Linked DNA regions of Homo sapiens: region 1 is linked to region 2. A link is a contact called in ENCODE Hi-C or POLR2A ChIA-PET data. All regions are on one chromosome and are shown on one strand. The core of a region is the stretch at or near the end of the contact, and the rest is flanking DNA. Distances in the headings are between cores, read along the strand shown. Region 1 has its middle 94 kb from the start of GLS. Region 2 overlaps INPP1 (inositol polyphosphate-1-phosphatase).

Region 1 (6,685 bases), core at 1,539-4,038, 410 kb before region 2:
GGCTGGTGTAAAGTACAGTCTTCTCCCTGTGGGTGGAGGGAGCTGGAATATTTATACACAAATTTCCATCAGTTGAGGAAAGCTGCTCTAGGAGGGCCATTTTAATCCCCTGACACTTCCTGCCTCCCCAGTGAGAGTGCACTAAAGCAGGAGCTGAGTGTTCAAGAAATCCTATAGCAAAGAAACGCTATGCTGCTGGCAGTTAGAAGCCAGGCTGGTACCCATTAAACTGGTGAGAGTGGAAAGACATGGGCCAGGGTCTCAGGAGCACCTGTTATAGTAGTGTAGCTGAGCCTTTATTATAAAGAGCATAAGATGTTTGTTTTACTTATTTCCTATCCCCCTTTTCCTTTTCTTCCTCCATGAATGCTTGCTTGTACACAGTCACTTTGGTAGAGGGTAGTCACTAGTAATTGATTAACTTCCTATGCTAATCCCAGGGCTGCCCATGAGATTGATGAGTTTGTTTTTCTTTGTCTTTTTCTTTTTTTCTTTGTTTTTTTTTGAGACGGCTTTTCTCTGTTGCCCAGGCTGGAGTGCAGTGGAGCAATCACAGCTCACTGCAGACTCAACCTCCCAGGCCCAAGTGATACTCCAACCTCAGCCTTCTGAGTAGCTGGGACCACAGACATGCACCACCATGCCTAGCTAATTTTTGTATTTTTTGTAGAGATGGGGGGTCTCATCATGTTGCCCAGGCTGGTCTCAAACTCCCGGACTCAAGTGATTCTCCTGCGTTGGCCTCCTATAGTGCTGGGATTACAGGTGTGAGCCACTGTGCCCGGCCTGTTTTTCTTTTAAAGAAAAATGATTCTTAGGTTATGCAGACCTCCTTGATGGTGTCCTTGGCCTGATCAAATGCAGACAACTTTGAGCATCAGAGATCCCACCTCCCACATACCAACCTTATTCATAAAATACCTCAGTTATGTTCAAGGCAGGTCAGATTTGAGAGACTGCCTCTCCTGCCCTCTCACTTTGGCTAAATCGAGTAAACCTTTCTCTCTGCTCCTAAATGCTGATGTGTCAATGTTAGGCTTACTGTACATCGGGTACACAAACCTAGATTCTAGGCTTCACTAACACTAGCTCAAAACCTGGGAGGACTAACATAGAAAGAGATTTTGGTATGATGACTCAAGGATTGAATCAAGCCCAAATATATGTGTTTATTGATTTTTCACAGCATTTGTCTTTAAATTGAGTTTGAATGACCATAGGCACTGTCACACTGTCTCCAGTTTGCCCCTGGTCCCATCACTTTCCACTGGCCAGCTTTTCGCATTTATCTAGCATGTCTGCTCTGGAGTTTGCCACCAGCAGGGAAATTCAAATCTAAGATGTTGAGCAGGTCTGGATAGTCTTGAAGACCATTGTCAACTGTGAAATTCTATGGCGTGATAACTAAATCATCACTAAAACCTCTTTCAGCAATAAAATACTATGATTTAATTGTATACTGTCTTTGTAATATGTTTGCAAGTTCCTTAAGGACAACAGTATAGGCCTATAAATAGTCTTGATTGATTAAAATGAAATTATGTATTTCTAAATGTTAATAAGTAGAACAATATTAATTTACACATTTACTGTGACTTCTATTATCATTTGCACTGTACAAGTGTAGCTTGAGCCAACACATCAGAATAGATTACAGAGAGAAACTGCTTCGCATTTCACAGGTTTGATTTAGGGTCTACAGTCATACTTCAGTGAATTTGTTAAGACAAGCATGAACATTGGTGCTCATCCATTTTGCCTTAGATTTGAAGGAAAGATGACCTTGGCAGAGAACATTTATACTGAAGCTTTTAAAAATTGGCCTTGCATTATGCGAAGTGCAAGAAGCCAGACACAAAAGGCAATCTACCATATGATTCCATTTATGTGACATTCTGGAAAAGGCGGAACTAGAGAGACAGAAATCCTGTCAGTGGTTTGCAGAAGGTGGGGAGAGGAGTTGACTACAAAAAGGCACAAGGCAGCTTTCTGGGGTGGTGGGAATATTCTATGCCTTCCTTGTGGTGGTGGTTATGTGACTGTATGCATATGTCAAATCTTATCAAACTGTAGACTGAAAAGGGGTAAATTTGCTGTATGTATGTATGTGTGTGTGTATATATATATGTGTATATATATGTGTGTATATATATATGTGTATATATATGTGTGTATATATATATGTGTATATATATGTGTGTATATATATATGTGTATATATATATGTATATATAAAACCTCAGTAAATCTGACTTTTTTTTTTTAAGTTTTTTTTAAGACAAAGTCTCTCTCCATCTCCCAGGCTGGAGTGCAGTGGTGTGATCTCAGCTCACTGCAAACTCCACCTCCCAGGTTCAAGCGATTCTCCTGCCTCAGCCTCCCAAGTAGCTGAGATTACCGGCATGCGTCACCAGGCCCAGCTAATTTTTGTATTTTTAGTAGAGACTGGGTTTCACCATGGTGGCCAGGCTGGCCTCGAACTCCTGACCTCAGGTGATCCACCTGCCTCGGCCTCCCAAAGTGCTGGGATTACAGGTGTGAGCCACTGTGCCTGGCCAATGACATTAAAAAAAAAAATGAAAACAAAACAAAGCAAAATAAAAATGCTCAGCCCTTGGGCAAGCTTCTTAACTGCTGCCACAGGGAAGTTTCCCCCAGCATCCTGGGAAAATCAGGTGAGGTTTAGATGCCCACTGAGATAAGAATGACATTTGGTTCTTCCTGCCTCTCAGTTCCTTCTTTTTAGCCATTATAAACCCTCCCTGCTCCTCAAATATGATTAAACAAGTCAATTGGGTGAAATATGATTCATTCTGTTGTTGCTCTCACCTTCCTTCAATGGTATCTGCCTTAGTCTTTTTACCTCCAGTATTTTTCCCTAGGCCCTATTTCAGAATTCACATTTTATTATTTCAACATATTTGTTCCTTTACTTGTTCAAAGAAGATTTACAGTGGCTTTCTATAATTTCCAAGCAAATTCCTAGGCTGTTAAGAACGATAATCTGATAAGAGAGATGGCATAGTTTCACCAAGCCTGCAGGCTTCCAAGATTCTACTTCAAAACCTGCAGGGCTTGTCTTCCCTGTCAAATTCATTTCTCTTTTCTTGAATTGCCTGTGCACAGCACATTCCTGAAGGACCTTGACCTAGATTCTCCCACCGTAGTTGGTAAGCCACTTTCTGGAAGCAGTAATATCTGAGGCAGCTGCCAAGGGCATGATCTGGGGGAGCAAGGCAGCACGACAGGGTGGCATGTGCCTTTTGCAATGTCCTTAGTTGACAAGAGAGAGCACTCAGGCTGCTCCATCCCCGGGGGTGGGGAGGAGGGGCGGGGGGGGGAGCGGGGGCTGGGGTGGAGGAGGGGAAGCATCGCTGCAGCATGATTATAAAAACCTGGGGCAGGGACGAAGTTCTTTACATCTCCGTCTCCCTGTAGCATCTGGCAGGTGCCCCTACCTCACACCAGGTGCTTGATGGTTGTTGGTTGATTATTGATTGGCCTCTACTCTTCTGTGCCTAGAAACTCCCTCCTCTGCTTCTTCCAAGTAACTCATACGCCTCCCTCATAATTCTGCTCCATATCCTAAACCTCCCAATTCAACCCTTCCCTCCCTACCACCCTGAATGTGTGCGCTAGGTATTCCTGCTTTGAGCTTCCCTAAGACCTTCTGTTTATAACTGTCATAGCCTAACCACTCTATATTTTAGTTGTATCTTGATTTGTCTGCCTTTTCCCTCTCCCATGCTCCATGCTACAGGAGGCTATGAGCCTATAGAAAGCAATAATTTTTTTTTATTTTTGGGAGATTTTTCCCCCTATCTGGAACATTATGTATGCTTTATAAATGTTTGCCAATGAATAAATAAGAATTTGCTCATGCTGCTTTTGGAAGTCTGCTTTATCAGTTGGAAATTATTTTAACTGCAAGTAAAAGAAACGTTTGCTAACTTCATATTGGCTCATACAGGCAGACATTTCTTTTTCTGGCCTAAATAAAAAAGGTTTTGTCAAACTCTACTGTTCACCTAGGCCAGTGACTTTACAGATGAGAATCAGGGAGGTTGCATGATGACTTGCACCTTAGTTTTAAAGGTGCAAGAGGTCAGGGCAGTGGCTTTATGATTCACTTGGCCTTTACTTTATAAGATAGTTTTTTAAGCACCTGACTTTTGAGATTAGGTGGAAAGGAGTTGTATTAGTTGCATTGGTTCTCTATTGCTGTGTAGCAGACTGCCATAAAATATAGCAGTGTAAAACAACATGAATTTACTATCTCACAGTTCTATAAGTCGGGAGCCTGGTCACTGCTTGCCTGAGTTCTCTGCTTAAGAAATCACCAGGCTGCAATCATGGTGTCAGCAGAAGCCGAATGTCATGTGAAGCTCAGGGTCCTCTTTCTTTTTCTTTTCTTTTCTTTTTTTTTTTTTGAGATGGAATCTTGCTCTGTTGCCCAGGCTGGAGTGCAGTGGTGCGATCTTGGCTCACTGCAAGCTCCGCCTCCCGGGTTCACGCCATTCTCCTGCCTCAGCCTCCCAAGTAGCAGGGACTACAGGCGCCCGCCACCATGCCCGGCTAATTTTTTGTATTTTTAGTAGAGACGGGGTTTCACCGTGTTAGCCAGGATGGTCTTGATCTCCTGATCTCGTGATCCGCCCACCACGGCCTCCCAAAGTGCAGGGATTACAGGCCTGAGCCACCGCACCCAGCCTTCAGGGTACTCTTTCAAGCTCACTGGTGGTTGGTAGAATTCAGTTCCTAGGGCTAAGACCCTGAGCTCCTAGAGGCTGCTTCAAGGCAATTGGAAAGATAGCTGCTTGCTTTCTTCCTGGAGGCCAATAGAAAATCATCTCTCTTTTCAAAGGCTCACCAGATTCTGTTAGGCCCACCCAGGATAATTTCCCTTTTGATTGACTCAAAGTCAACTGATTAGTAACCTAATGATGGGGGTGATATCCCATGGTTCTGCCATACTCAAGGGAAGGGGACTATATAGGACACACATACCCGGGGGCCATCTTAGAATTCTGCCAATACAGGAGTGATGACAGCTTCCCAGAATTCTCCTTTATAGAGTTCTGCTTATATCTCATTGGCCAGAATGAGATACATGAGATTACATGGCTGCCACTAGCTGCAAAGAAGGATAGTAAAGTGAATATTCAGCTTTCCCAACTTTTGTAGTGAAGCTGAGGACAGGAGAGGAGCTGGGAATGGGTGTTAAATTAGTCTATCAACAGAGTTTCCCACACAGTCAAATCCTTGAGACACCTTAATTATAGAATGGTAGATCTGAAAGAGGATGTGAAGTACATTTAATATAACTTTTCTATTTTCTAGATGATGAAGCTGAAAAGACCTCATGTGAAGTTCTTGAAATCACATTATTTGCGCTAAGCAAAATCTAGTAACACTAGAATATTCAGCTTCTCTGGTAGTTTAGTTTATCAAACCTCCAAGAGAAAAGGTATAAAAAGGTGTAACACAAATAGTAAGCTAATGAACAAATAATTTCTTTTGAAGTTGATCATGGATCTGTTTTTTTTTAATCATATAAAGCTGGTTTTTACATTCTAATCCTAACTGATGGTGCCATGAGCTTGAACAAGAGGGACAACTGGTAAAGCATAGGTGCAGAAGACAAGTCTGCATGAGTTCCGAGAAAGAAGTCACAACTCCCAGCTCAGGAAACCAGGCAAAATATCAAAGCAGGCCCAGAATTTGAGATAGGCATTAAAGGACAGATCAGATGTGACATAGGAAGATCAGTGGAGGATATTCCAAGTAGATGGAAAAATGGAAACAGAAGTAGATGTATTAAACTACAAAATGCATAAAAGCAGAGATCAACTCCATTCAACCAGGCTGGTTCCAGAGAAATCTCTTAAGGGGCTGCTTTACCAGTCTAGAACAGAGGTAAAGCTGGCTTGCTCTAGGAGGGTGACCATGGAAATGAAAATGATGACAGTGAATGTGGAAAGAAAGTTGTATGTGTTGATTGGACAGGACTTTCCACTGAGTCTGTAAGTACAAGTCTTACTCATCTCATACTCCCAGGCCCATATCCAGTGCCTGCACATATCAGATACTCAATAAATGCTTTGAGTAGAATTTATGGGTGATTTGGTACAGAACACAAAAAAATAGATCAAGGACTCTGAGTTGGAGCTCAAGAGTGAGTACAGAACTGAATAGAGGGTGTGGAGTTCAGTTTTAGACATGTTGAGCTCCAGGTAGCCTCCTGGATTCCAGGGATGATGTCTAGAAGACAATAAGGGAAAGACACCTGAGAAACAGATAGGTATGGAAATGTATATTTGCAGTCTGCAGCTGTGCAGGCAAAAAGAAAAGGCAGTGGAGAGCTTTAGGGAATGCATACATTTAAGAGGGAGGAAGAAAATGAGTAGATGGGGAATTGACTAGAGAAAATGGGCTGTGCGTCCAAGAAAACAAGGGATAGGAGTGTCTAGAAGCTAGTGACCAGCAGTTTCCGAGCACGTGGGCTCAGGAGAGAATGGGGGAAAACAGATTGCAAGAATTTCAGGAGTGAGTTGAGAGGGAGAGCCGACGGTTGGTATCAAGTTCTTTTAAAAGTTTAAGGATGGCTGGGTGTGGTGGCTCAGGCCTGTAATCCCAGCACTTTGGGAGGCTGAGGCGGGCGGATCACAAGGTCAGGAGATCAAGA
Region 2 (6,664 bases), core at 1,122-3,621:
CTTCTGTCTTGAGAATGAACAGTATGGAGGCAAGTTAGAAGTTTATTGCAATAATCCAGGTGATGCATAAAAAGGCATGGAGCAGGGTGGGGTATAGGACAGTGATGTGGAATAGCTGAATTCTGGATATATTTTTGAAAGTGGAGACCAGAGAGTTTCCTGAGTGATTGCATATAGGTTGTGAGAGCAAGAAAGGAAGGGATGTTGACTTGGATTCCCAAAGACTGCTCTTCTTGATGTGCAGTTGAGGCTCTCTTTGTACTACTCTGTGTCTAAGTGACCTGGCAGACTAATCTCTCTATCCATCCTCCTGTAAAACACAGACTGATGCAAAAGACACTTGACTTTCATGGCCAAGAGGCTCCTCTGTAGAACACCCCTCCATCACTACCTCCAACTCCTGTTCCCATCAGATAAATTGCCTGCATACCAAGAATTGTTGACCGGGTGCAGTGGCAGCACTTTGGGAGGCCAAGGCGGGTGAATCACGAGGTCAGGAGTTGGAGACCAGCCTGGCCAACGTGGTGAATCCCTGTCTCTACTAAAAATACAAAAAATTAGCTGGGCATAGTGGCAGGCATCTGTAATCCCAGTTACTAGGGAGGCTGAGGCAGGAGAATTGCTTGAACCCGGGAGGTGCAGGTTGCAGTGAGCCAAAATCACACCACTGCACTCCAGCCCAGGTGACAGAGTGAGACTCCATCTCAAAAAAAAAAAAAAATTGTTTACTTCTTTCCACAACTCTATATTCCAATTTTATTTCTAATAATTAAATTAATATAACGTAAAGTAATGGAGTGTGGGTTTGAAAACAAAGAATTGGAGGCTTTAGTAAGTGTGGGTAAAGGTGAACCAAAAAATTAGTTGGTAAGAAAACTGTGGCCAGGCGCAGTGGCTCATGCCTGTAATCCCAGCACTTTGGGAGGCCAAGGTGGATGGATCACCTGAGGTCAGGAGTTCGAGACCAGCCTGGCCAACATGGCGAAACACTGTCTCTACTAAAAATACAAAAATTAGCCGGGCATGATGGTAAGTGCCTGTAATCTCAGCTACTCAGGAGAGTAGCTGAGATTTATGCTCAGCTACTGAGGCAGGAGAATCACTTGAACCTGGGAGGCAGAGGTTGCAGTGAGCCAAGATCGTGCCATTGCACTCAAGCCTGGGTGACAGAGCAAGACTCTGTCTCAAAAACAAACACCACTGTAAAAATGGAATATTTTTAAGTTCTTCCTCTACAGAAAATAAAACTAGAAATCATAGTCACCTGGTTGTGGCTTCTGCAAGAAAAACAATGCAGACCCATCAGAGGCACATGCTTAAAGAAAGGGCTTTGGCTTTTCTGCAAAGATTGATGGTGAATAATATACATTATAGATGTTCACAGAATATAATGATTCCCTCTTCCATCCAGCTTTTGACCCCTCCAATTGAGAAATTTGAGCCCTAGGAGTTCGAGACCAGCCTGGGAAGCATGGCAAAACCCCATCTCTACTAAAACACAAAAATTAGTCAGGCATGGTGGCATGCACCTATAGTCCCAGCTACTTAGGAGGCTGAGGTGGGAGGATCGCTTGAGCCCAGGAGGTTGGGGCTGCAGTGAGCCATGATCATTCCACTGCACTCCAGCCTGGTGACAGAGTGAGACCCTATCTCAAAAAAAAAAACAAAACAAAAAAAAAAAAAAAAAAAAAAAACGAAAAGAAATCAGTATGTTAAAGAGATACCTCCACTCCCATGCTCATTTTGATATTATTGACAATAGCCAAGATATGAAATCAACCAAGATATGAATGAATGGGTAAAGAAAATGTGGTATTAATATGTATACACAATGGATACTATTCTGCCATAAAAAAAGAAATCTTGTCATTTGGATGACCCTGAAGGACATTGTTAAGTAAAATAAGCCAGGCACAGAAAGACAAATACCACACGGCCTCACTTACACATGGAAACTGAAAAAGTCAAACTCACAGAAGCAGAGAGTAGAATGGTGGTTATCAGGGGCTGGAGTGTTTGGGAGATGTTGGTCAAAGGATAGAAAATCCTAGTTAACAGGAAGAATAAGTTCAAAAGATCCTATGACGTGGTGACTATAGTTAATAACAACGTATTGTTTACCTGAAAATTGCTAACAGATTTTAAGTGTTCTCACTACACACACACACAAAAAAATGTAAGGTAATGTTAGTTTGATTTAGCCCTTCTGCAATATATACATATGTCAAAGCATCATATCATATGACATAAACATAATTTGTCAAAAATTTTTAAGTGTAAGGACATTAGAAAATAAGATTGTTATTTTCATGCATTTGTAAATAGAGGATCTGTAGAAACATCCTTTGGCCCCCAGGGGGCGTAGGGCAGAATGAAGTCAGAGCCGAGGATTTGATCCCTGCAGTTGGCACTCTCTGGTTACCAGGCCTGCCACAGAGAATACAGAAAAAGTACTTTATGTCCACTTCAGAGAACATTCACTGTGGGATGCTGGTACACAAGGGTTGTATATATCTAAAGTCCACCTCTGGTTTTTGGTAAAGTGTAGTAAATATGCAAAAATTGCAGAAACCTCTACTCATTGTACTCTTTTGCTTCTGTGTGTGTATATGTGTCTTTCTGTTTGTCTGTGTCTTTCACTGTGTATGTGTGTGTGTGTGTGTGTGTGTGTGTGTGTGTGTGTGTGTATCCCTGTCTCTCCCTGTCTCTGCAAAGGGGGAGCCCACAGTGTTCCAGGCTTTACTTCCTATAAGAAATACAAGAATACTGTTAAAAGTACATAAACTTGGCTAACTTACGCAGATTAAGTTCTAAATGTTCTGCCAACAGGCTAAAATTGCAGATTTTTCCCTTCGAGAGGAAACAAAACTCAAGCAAACCCCTCCTGTATTCTCCCTTATATTTCAGAGAAATTTCTATCGCTTAGATGTTTAGCATAGTTTTACTAATTTAACAGGATTTTTTCCTCGTTCATCAATTTTTTTTTTTTTTTGAGACAGTCTCGCTTTGTCACCAGGCTGGAGTGTAGTGGCACAATCTCGGCTCACTGCAACCTATGCCTCCCGGGTTCAAGCGATTCTCCTGCCTCAGCCTCCTGAGTAGCTGGGACTACAGGCACACACCACCAAGCCCAGCTAATTTTTATATTTTTAGTAGAGATGGGGTTTCACCATGTTGGCCAGGATGGTCTTGATTTCTTGACCTCGTGATCCGCCCGTCTTGGCCTCCCCAAGTCCCGGGATTACAGGCATGAGCCACTGCTCCTGGTCAATATTTTATTGAAATGTTTCAAGCAGCACTAACAGCACAATATTCACTGTAAGAATTTCATACACCAATATAATTGCTGCATGAATGTCATTTATTGAAATTAACATTATTATGAATACATAATGGAAAAATACTCCTCAAAAGAGGAAGGTGAATGTTAACCAGCAACAGGACAAAGCCATCCTCAAAAGACAGAGATAACCGAAACAGTTTCACAGTTCAGTTTATACAGGTACACCGGGGTTAGAGTTCCTCTAGGTATGCGTCTCTGCAGGTGCCAGGTTTTGGACCAGGAGGCTCAGGAATGTCTCCAGCCGCTTCCTGGATCTGTATGCAATGAGTCCTCCCTTGTTGGCCCACCGATCCACCCCAGCAGCACCCTCATTTTCCACGTGGTACACCAACTGTGGCAAATCAAGCCCTGTTTCTGGATTTCTTTCTAAGCATTCTTTCAAGTCTACTATTCCCCCACCCATGGCCCTCAGTATGGCATGAGCAGCACAAGAGTCCCATTTGAATGTGGTATCTTCTGAAAAGATGTAAATGTCAACGAGGCCTTGGACAACACATAGGCTCTTATAACCAGCCCCAGCTGCCCCAAATATGCGATCTCCACACACACGTGACAATGCAGCTTTGATAGTCTCCTTTTCACTTGTACTAATTACGGCTGAAAAACTGGGGGAGAATGCTGCCTCAGAGCCGGTGTTTCCAGTGTGTGTTTCACTGCCGTTTCTTCTAGAGATGGTGAGCTGTAGTGAATGCATGTTGGTCCCCATGTAAGAAAGGCCCCAATAGCACTGTCCTTTCCACCTGTAGAAGAAAAATTTCAATTGGTGATGATTATCACATTTGTTTTTCATTACTCATGTCACTTTCAAACTTAATGATACGAAGAAATACACAATTCATCATAACATGGTGAATCTTAACACCTTTAAGTCTAGGAATAGATATCAGGTAGCTAGTTTATTTCAGAAAGTTACTTATATGCATGCAGCTGCCTGAGTTGTTGCAATTAGAAATGCTTTCAATTTTATGGCATTATCACATCAATCTAGGACAACACTAAAACATTTATGGGGTTTCCAGCTTCCAGAACCATTGCAAAATTTCATTACAACTTTTAGTATTTAAAGTTTAGTAGGGAAAAAGGAATAGAAAAGTGATATCTCTTTTTGATCTGCAAATATTCTACAATCCCTATAACAAGTTTTTCTTTATTTGGTAACTCCTTTTCATTCTCTTATTCACTAGTTTCACGTTGGCTTCCAACACAAAGAAAGATGGACTCAATGTTATTAGTTTTGGCAACCACAATAATTATAGCACCTTCCCTTTATCAATGCTTAACTTACTGTCTATGTTGTTACATATTTACAGATAAGGAAACAGGCTTAGAGAAAGTAAGTAGCTTGCTGAGGCCCACTCAGCTAGAAAGTGGTAGAATCTGCATTCAAACCCACAAAGTCTCACTCTGAATCTGTGCCATAAACTATTTTGTTGACCACCTCCATTTCTAGGCCATGATTATGTCTGCATATTGTTCCAATTCTTTTTAATTTCTTATTAACCTTTTAAAGATAGCAGAAACCTATTTTTAGTTTGGAAGATGGTGGGGGTAGGGGGAAAATATTAAAACTTAAGAGGTATAAACTTATGACTATTAAAGAGCAAATGATTGTTACTTGAAGCAGCTCAGGTTCAATAAAAATATGTAATCCTATATAAGTGAAAAAATATGACCTATTTCAATAAAAAGCTGAACTGCTTGTTCCACCTGGACTTTGCCATGCCCTGGAGTCAACCCCAAAGCACAGGCCATGGATCAGAGGCAGCTGAGTCCTGGCCACTTTCTACGCTCTGTTTAAGAGTGCATGGAAGAGTGGAAGGGAGGAGGCAGAAAGGGAGTGTGAGTTAGGTTCTGATCCTGGCCATGCCTACCAATCTTTTCATTGGATAATTTTCACATTTTGTTTTGAACTTCTAAAATTATACCAAAGTTCAACTGGCTATACAGCGATGGCAGCTGTCTTATTCCCAATGTATTGGAAGGCAGTGTTACCACCACTCTACTTATCTGGTTTTGAGTGGATTCTAGAAACAGGGAACAGGATTACTATATTCCAAATGTAAAACTATGATTTCTACAGGATAGTATTAATTTTAAAATTTCTACCAGCATGCACTTGGCCTGAAATAAAATTACGCAAATCCAAGATTGAAAATAGAACTTTAATTCAAATACGCAGACTTTCAATGGCAACACTCCCATGTGTTAAGTCATGGGAATGTCATATAGTGATAATCCTAACAACAAGCAAAGCTGAGGTCGTAAGTTCTAACAACCATAATATACCAAAAATATTTGCCTTTTACCTGAGGGTGTTTGGATCTCGTGACACAAAAGGTTGATTGATGACTCCCATCAGGGGAACCCCTGTCTGTATGTCATAGACACCAATTAAAATGGTGACACACTGAAGTCCACAGGGGAAGATTCCCTGGTTGGATTTAATGTCAGCAGAACCTTTTATATACTGATAAGTTGAATCTGAAAAAGGAAACAAATGTGTTTGGATTCAGGTAAAGATCATTTAGAAGACTCTGTTCCATATGACTTCTCTCTTCTACTGATTTGGTAACCAATAATTTTTTACCTTTGGATGTCACTGTATTGAATTGTTATTTGGCCTCTTGTACTTTACTTTTAAATTGCTTGTGTTTCATTTTCCTGACTGTGAGAACTCTTGAAGGGAGAGGATGTGTCTATAGTTCCTGTGGCATAGCAATTTGTATATAACAGGCATTCAAATATTTGTTACTTATCAAAAGCATTGAAAAAGTAATAACCAGAATAATTGGTGGGATTATTTTAGAAATACTACTAATCAGAGGACTAGTACAATGTGAGATGGAAAAGCCTCCTTCCAATGGGTGAAAAAAAAAGACCTACTATTTGATAGCACAATAGGGTAACTATAATCAATAAGAACTTAACTGTACATTTTAAAATAAAGAGTGTAACTAGATTGTTTATTACTCAAAGGATAAATGCTCAAAGGGATGGATACCCCATTCTCTATGATGTGCTTATCTCACATTGTGTGCCTGTGTCAAAACATCTCATCTACCCCATAAATATATACACCTATTATGTACCCACAAACATTTTAAAAAGGAAAAGAAAAAAAGAAAAGCCCCCCTCCTGTAATAGGTCACAGGTAATATTATCTTTTACTATTATTATTTGGTCCCTCAAGTTAGAAGGAAGAAAGAGACAATGATGGTGGCACCAAAAAAAGAAATTAACGGAGCTCCTATGAAACAGAGGCAGAGAAACTAGGTTTCCCCTTAAGAGATGTACATGCCAGCAGCTGACTGCTGACGTCTA

Evidence for each region. A loop is a pair of places that touch in the nucleus more often than their neighbours do. ChIA-PET counts read pairs that join two places held with the same protein, here RNA polymerase II (POLR2A). Pooled maps may share reads with other maps.
Region 1: a map of heart right ventricle shows a loop between it and region 2 (2.1-fold over the local background). The contact joins two enhancer-like sites. A Hi-C loop is called at or near these places in 5 of 168 maps with a recorded cell type or tissue (PC-9, cardiac septum, heart right ventricle and 1 more) and 8 of 50 pooled maps. POLR2A ChIA-PET finds 5 or more read pairs at or near these places in 2 of 52 experiments (CD4-positive, alpha-beta T cell and activated T-cell).

Annotation. Positions count from the first base shown.
Region 1 is chr2:190,783,039-190,789,723 of GRCh38, reverse strand. No RefSeq gene overlaps it. Among named protein-coding and RNA genes, the nearest start is that of GLS, 94 kb to the left of the region's middle. Within about 2 kb of position 2,788, at least 4 of the 41 ENCODE cell types and tissues checked have a DNase peak (open chromatin) inside an H3K27ac peak, as active enhancers do.
Region 2 is chr2:190,368,263-190,374,926 of GRCh38, reverse strand. It overlaps INPP1 (inositol polyphosphate-1-phosphatase), which reads right to left. Exons shown (of 7, transcript NM_001128928.2): 6 at 5,650-5,824; 7 at 3,262-4,083. The coding sequence ends at 3,525. Among named protein-coding and RNA genes, the nearest start is that of INPP1, 28 kb to the right of the region's middle. Within about 2 kb of position 2,371, at least 5 of the 41 ENCODE cell types and tissues checked have a DNase peak (open chromatin) inside an H3K27ac peak, as active enhancers do.